2 separate regions of the Homo sapiens genome follow, and region 2 is linked to region 1. A link is an interaction called in ENCODE POLR2A ChIA-PET data of the cell type or tissue named here. Cell type or tissue: endothelial cell of umbilical vein. All regions are shown on one strand. Each heading gives the region's core, and the rest is flanking DNA. Links, peaks and the distances in the headings are about the cores only. Region 1 overlaps PLSCR5 (phospholipid scramblase family member 5). Region 2 has its middle 5.5 kb from the start of PLOD2.

What was found. Peaks named below come from ENCODE experiments on the same cell type or tissue, not always from the same donor. Only the 100,000 strongest peaks of a DNase experiment are listed, where the experiment ranks them.
Region 2: POLR2A ChIA-PET joins it to region 1 with 6 read pairs; 2 of 35 experiments call an interaction of 5 or more read pairs at or near these places.

What each region holds. Positions count from the first base shown.
Region 1 is chr3:146,601,899-146,604,825 of GRCh38, forward strand. All of the region lies in intron 1 of PLSCR5 (phospholipid scramblase family member 5), which reads right to left. Among named protein-coding and RNA genes, the nearest start is that of PLSCR5, 2.0 kb to the right of the region's middle. In endothelial cell of umbilical vein, for the core only: no CTCF peak of the experiment used is centred there; no DNase peak of the experiment used is centred there.
Region 2 is chr3:146,165,268-146,168,194 of GRCh38, forward strand. No RefSeq gene overlaps it. Among named protein-coding and RNA genes, the nearest start is that of PLOD2, 5.5 kb to the left of the region's middle. In endothelial cell of umbilical vein, for the core only: no CTCF peak of the experiment used is centred there; DNase peaks (open chromatin) are centred at 1,409 and 1,564; H3K27ac peaks cover 1,767 bases.

The DNA.
Region 1 (2,927 bases), core at 138-2,637:
ATTTATTTATTCATGAAGTAAATTCATTCATTTATTTATTTAACCTTAAGGTTGTACGAATAAACTGAGTTCATTATTATTAGTGTAGGGCCATTAAGTTTGTACTGGTCTGTGATATTTAGAATGTAGACATGCTTTATGGTTAGGACCAAATGGAATAACTTGTCAAATGGCCCTACTAAAATACAGCTTCCTACTGATAATACTATAGCAGTTTGGTTTCCGCAAGTACCCCCACCCTGAACTTCTCACACATCTGGGGCAGATACAAAGGATATAGGCTTTAGACCTTCCCCTGCTCTTGAGAATGGCTCCTCAATAGGATCCTAAGAAGTAAAGCCAGAGAAAGACTATGTAACACTATGTCAGATTTGGGAGAAGAGCTAATGGCCATTAATATAACAATAATGATGCAAAAATATTAAAAGGCAATAAACATTATTTCTTTAGCGTTAGTGCAAAATGTACCATTGTCACTTTCAGAAAAACATAGAAGCAAAATTATGATATAGGGAAAACTAGTTCACAATGATAAAATCCAGAATAGTGGTCCATCTTGGGAAAGGGAGGATGCATGGCTATTGGCTAGAAAGAGAACATTATAGAATCTAGAAATGTCTATATCTTGATCTTGGTGGTGGTCATGAATGGGTCCTTATTTTAAAAATCATGGAGCCTAGGTTTTGTGCTCTATGTACTTCACTGCACATATTATCTCTCAATTAAAAACCATGTGTAGGGATTAATTTCTAACAATAGCTAGTATAAGATTTTTAGATTCTCTCTCATTGTAAACTTAATTGTTAAAGGGATTCACAAATTACCCCAATTTTATCTTGTAAATTATGTTTGCTGTAACAAAATGCAGTAGGTTATGGAGGGTTTGGCAAGTAGCTGTACATTCCCGCCCAGTCCTGGAGGGCCTTAGACTTCACAGCAAGTCCAGAAGCATTAATGCACTTGGAGCTCAGAGGATATTGTGTCCAAAGTCTTTATTTAGGAGTAGAGTGTGAGTGAGTCTCTGCCTGAGACTGTTGAGAGACATCACTATTCTGAGATCACTAGCTGCTTCTTCTGGGATTTTAGTTCACATTGAAGCAACCTTTGGAGACAGCTCTTGCTCAGTTCAGATCACCGTGTTTGAGAGCAACTTGCTCTTAAATTGTGTTAATTTCTACTAAGCCAGGATGCTCCAGCTCACACAAATGTCTCTTCAGTTCTAATGGCACCTGGTATTTAGACTGTCTTTTGGTTTAGTAGTGCTGATTGATCTGCCTATGAAATATGTGAAATGTACAATTAGTCTGCATTCCCTGGGAAAATGCTAATTGCCAATATAGTTACTGGACAAGAAAACATGATGTTATAAATAATGTGTTTATATACAGCTGAAGAAAACTATCCACAAAAATGTTTTACTTAGATAATGGTGATAATTTGACTTGCCCTCTTAAACAAGATATCTAATTCACAAGAAAGCTTCATTATCACTTATATTCTCCTAGGTAGTATGAAGTCTCTAATAGGTGTTTTATCCTTCCATGCATTAAATATTTTGAGCCGGTTGCAGAAGGAGGGTCAGTTTTCCACCTGAAGTTTTGCTTCTAAGTTTAGACTTGGGTCTTTATCATTATGGAACATCACTGCTTCCTGTTAGATTAATCATATTTTGACATAATATTACTTTCCAGTCACAAGTTTCTTCAAAGACTCAGACAACCAGATGAAGAAGGAACTCCTTTGAATTTCGTACTGGCTTTGAATTTCTATCTACTCTTTTAAAAATGTATAACTAGCTTATAAATATTTTATACACTCTGCAACTTTTTACCTTACAGTCTACAGTATTGCTGTAACTCTTATTTTATAAAGTGATGAAGTATTTTGGACTAAATAGTAGTGTCAGTCTTAAATGAAAGGAAATATTTGTCAAGGTTTTTTGTTTATTTGTCTTCAGATAGAAAAAAATGACACATATGTTAAATTCATGATTTTGCTATTTCACATCTATGTTTTACAATTTGTGTGAGCTTTCTCAGTGATTCTGAGGGACTGAGGGACTGGTCTACATTAAAGATTGATAAAAAATGGAAAGATTATCTCATTTGTTTCATATTAAATAGTGACCAAAAGTGTGTTTTGATAAAGGAAGCAAGTAAGCATACACATTTGTTTGAATGGATCACTAATTTAGGATATTACAAATTGATGAGCCCTATTATCCTATTTGTAATTAATTTAAAAGGTTTTCACCAATTATACTAATTATAATTCTTCATGCTAAAACTTTTCATTATAGCCTAGGCTTTAGTGGTTCATTCTGACAATGAAATGAAAGCACATTATAATTTTATTTCTTACACAGTTTCACAAGTGTTTTTAGTGAGATTGCAACTTACTTTAAAAACAACTACATCTCTTGTCTTTTTAGACCTTCTTTAAAGTAAGATAACGTAATGATATTTTTGCAGTTTTAGGAATTTGAGAAAAAACTCATCAGTCCTACTCCCCAAAAGTCTGCTAAGTGATCTGTGCGCTTAAAGCAGATATTTTCTGTTTGTTTTCTATCTTTAATTTACCATAAGGAAATTTCAAGATATTTTTGCTTTATAATTCAGAAATACTTATTTCTAGCCCATCACATTTAAGAATCAATAATAACGCATGTCAGATTCTTTATAATAAATGGCTATATCACATAATTTGAATAACAAATGGGAAAATAAAACTTAGAGAGTGTAACTGGATTGTCTGTAACTCAAAGGCTGAATGCTTGATGGGATGGATATCCCATTCCCCTTTATGTCCTTAATTCACATTGCCTGCTTGTATGAAGACATCTCATGTATCCCATAAGTATATATACCTACTATGTACCCACATAAATTTTTAATATTTTAATTAAAAAAATTATTAAATTGCACTTT
Region 2 (2,927 bases), core at 305-2,804, 440 kb before region 1:
GAGCAGTGACATGATCTGAAGTAGGATTTAAAAAGGATCACAGAGTCCACAGCTGCCACATTAGAGGAAGATAAGGGAGAGTGAGTGGAGAAATAAAACAGAAAGTCTGTAGACCTGTAGACCAACTTGAAAGCTAATGCAGTGGTCCAGGAGAGAGATGACGGAGGCTTTAAGCAAGTCAGTAGCAGTAAATGAAGGTCAATTTCCAGATAGATTTGAATGTAGAGTCAACAAAATTTGATGTCTGAATGTGGGCGTAGGAGAGAAAAAGGAGTCAACGAATATTTATTCAATGAATATTTGTGGAGTGAATAAGAAGTAAAGCTTTGGGAATTCGCGGAATAACCCTGGAGGTACAGAGGAAGGGGGATGTTAAATGAATTAGAGGACAAAGAAAAACCACCAGACATCCAAGAGCTGAAACTCAGAGAGGGCGGACCCTTTTGAGGAAAGAGGAAAAAAGAAATCAGCAAAGGAGACTGTTAAAGTCAGATAAATAGGAAAAGTATTACAGAAGAGAGACTGGGGAATAGGAGGAAGCCTCAGAGAGGTCATTGATTATAGCATTGGGAAACACAAGTTTAAGATCAGAACTTAGATGGGAGTAGAAACTACAGTGAATATAAGATATAAACTGGAGATGAGGGCTTAGAGAATACCATGAAGCAGAACTTTTGTGCTGTGACTCTTCATTCTAAATCAGGTCTCTGCTGCAGATGTCAGGGGATGACCTCTCTAATTTTAGGATGATCAAGTTGCCACAAATCTGAAGCTCCCCTTTATATATGAGAGGTTTGCAGTATAGTCCGTGGGCCCCAGCAGTTTTCCCTTTTAATTCTTTAAGCTGTAATTTGACAGGAATGATTTACCAGGTGACTTTTTCAAGGCTGAACGTCCTTTCAAACAAAGCCTATATGAGACCAACTACATTTTAAGAAGTTAAAAATAAAAAGAACCAAACAAAAATAGTAAAGGGAAGAATTTCCTAGGAGCTAGACTTAAACAATAAATGACCTGCTTAACACAAAAGTAAAACAGGTTTCCTCGTGCAACAAAAACAGTAATTTATCACAGGGAAAATGAGCATGGTTTATTTTCTGAGGTGTTTTATTTCTTTCATTTCTTATTTGTCTTCAAGAGAAGATAAGGACACTTTAAAGTATATTTTTTAAATAACACTAATTCTACGTTTTAGTCATCTTAGTGTGCTTATCTGGAATCTTCTTTCTGTGGATATGAGTTGTGAAACCCTTGTACCTAGCAAAATGATGTCAGATGTAAAACTAAGCTCAGCCAAGTTCAAAGTAAGAAGAGCATGCCAGGATAGGAAAGAATGCCAGCAAACACAAGTATTTTGAAGATGATTCTAGCAGATGTTTGTGACTAGTCAAAATGATTGGGCAGAACTGTCTAGGCCGTGAATCATCCTTCAGGGTCAGCAATCACTGTGGCATTCACATTCAGTCTTCCAAATATGTTTGACCAAAGTTCCACACGATGACCTACGTGTTGGCATAGGTAACACCAGATTAGCATTAATTATGATTAATCACCGTGTATAGTCAACATTTTCTTGTTCAACAGTAGTTTCTAATGATTTTTTTTTTTTTTTAACTGACTCTCTGCCCTTATAATCTCTCATTCTCCTGCTTCTCGGGACCATTTAGCTCCTTTCTCTGACATCTGCTCTGCCCAGAGGCAGATTTACCCTGAAACTATTGAAGCTTAAATGTCAATGCCCCTCACTTGCAAAGGCCCCTGTAAGTGCTAGGAGTGTCTGGGAGTTGTACGATATGCTAGGCTGGAAGGGAAGCCAAGCTGTAATCAGGAACAATCACTAAGAAAACACTTCTTGGAAACGGCCTGGGGAAATCTTAGAAAAAAGGGCCCTGAGCTCCAAGGATTCTCTAAATTATTGGGCTTTCTTTTCTTATTCTAAATAAGTACTCACTTCTTTATTTTATTTTATACTTGTAACTCACATAATCTTTTTTAAAAAGATCTCTAATGTTTTAGACCCCCATAAATTTTGACTGGCTTCTTGTCCTACCCCTAGAATCTAAAACCAATCCTTTCCGTAAGAATTGAGAACACAAGGAGTCTATGATCAATAATTCTTGGGCTCAGCATGCAATTGAATCTTTCTAAGTCAGTTCTGATTGTATGCTATACTCAATTTCTGATAATGATATTGTTACTTTATTCCTCTATGATTAAGCATGCCCTTATATACCTTGGTTCAAGTATTTTAGTCACTATTTTGGATCCCTGTCTGATTGCCTAATTCATCTCAGACTGAGATCTTTCCTGATCTTCTTCTAAGTTTTCCAGAAAATGGAGTTCTGTCACTTAATTGAATCTCTGAACCTCCTCAAGGCCTCCTGCCTGCATTGTCTTACCATCTGCTATTAGGTATTTCTTTACCTGTCTTTCCCATGGCTCTTAGTCTGCTGGTTCTGATCATCCCTATTCTGGCAGAGCTTTTTATGACGGACATGAGATTAACATACATTGATTACAAGTGTTTGATTCAACCAGAAACTTTCAGTTAAATAATTGTATTATAATTCTACTTGGTGAGATCTCTAAGGATGCTATCTTGAAATGAAGTATAGTCTACCTAAGAAAATATTGAGATCTATTATGTAATAGAAACAGTTGTAAAACTCTAATGTTAGATGTTATTTTGTTAAAGATGTAAATAACTCTAATATTAGATGTTATATAAAGAACAGAGAGCATAAAATCATAGAAAATTATAAAACTTTGGTCTTAGGGAAGTGGATATCCTTCAGAAATATGGCATAAAAGTACAAATGGTATTCCTAATCTGCCATTCTTAAAATCTGGGTAATGCATTATGTGGCTTTTTTTTTCCAAAAAAGGAAACATTTTTGCAATAGAACTGAAAGTAAGGAGAATTTACT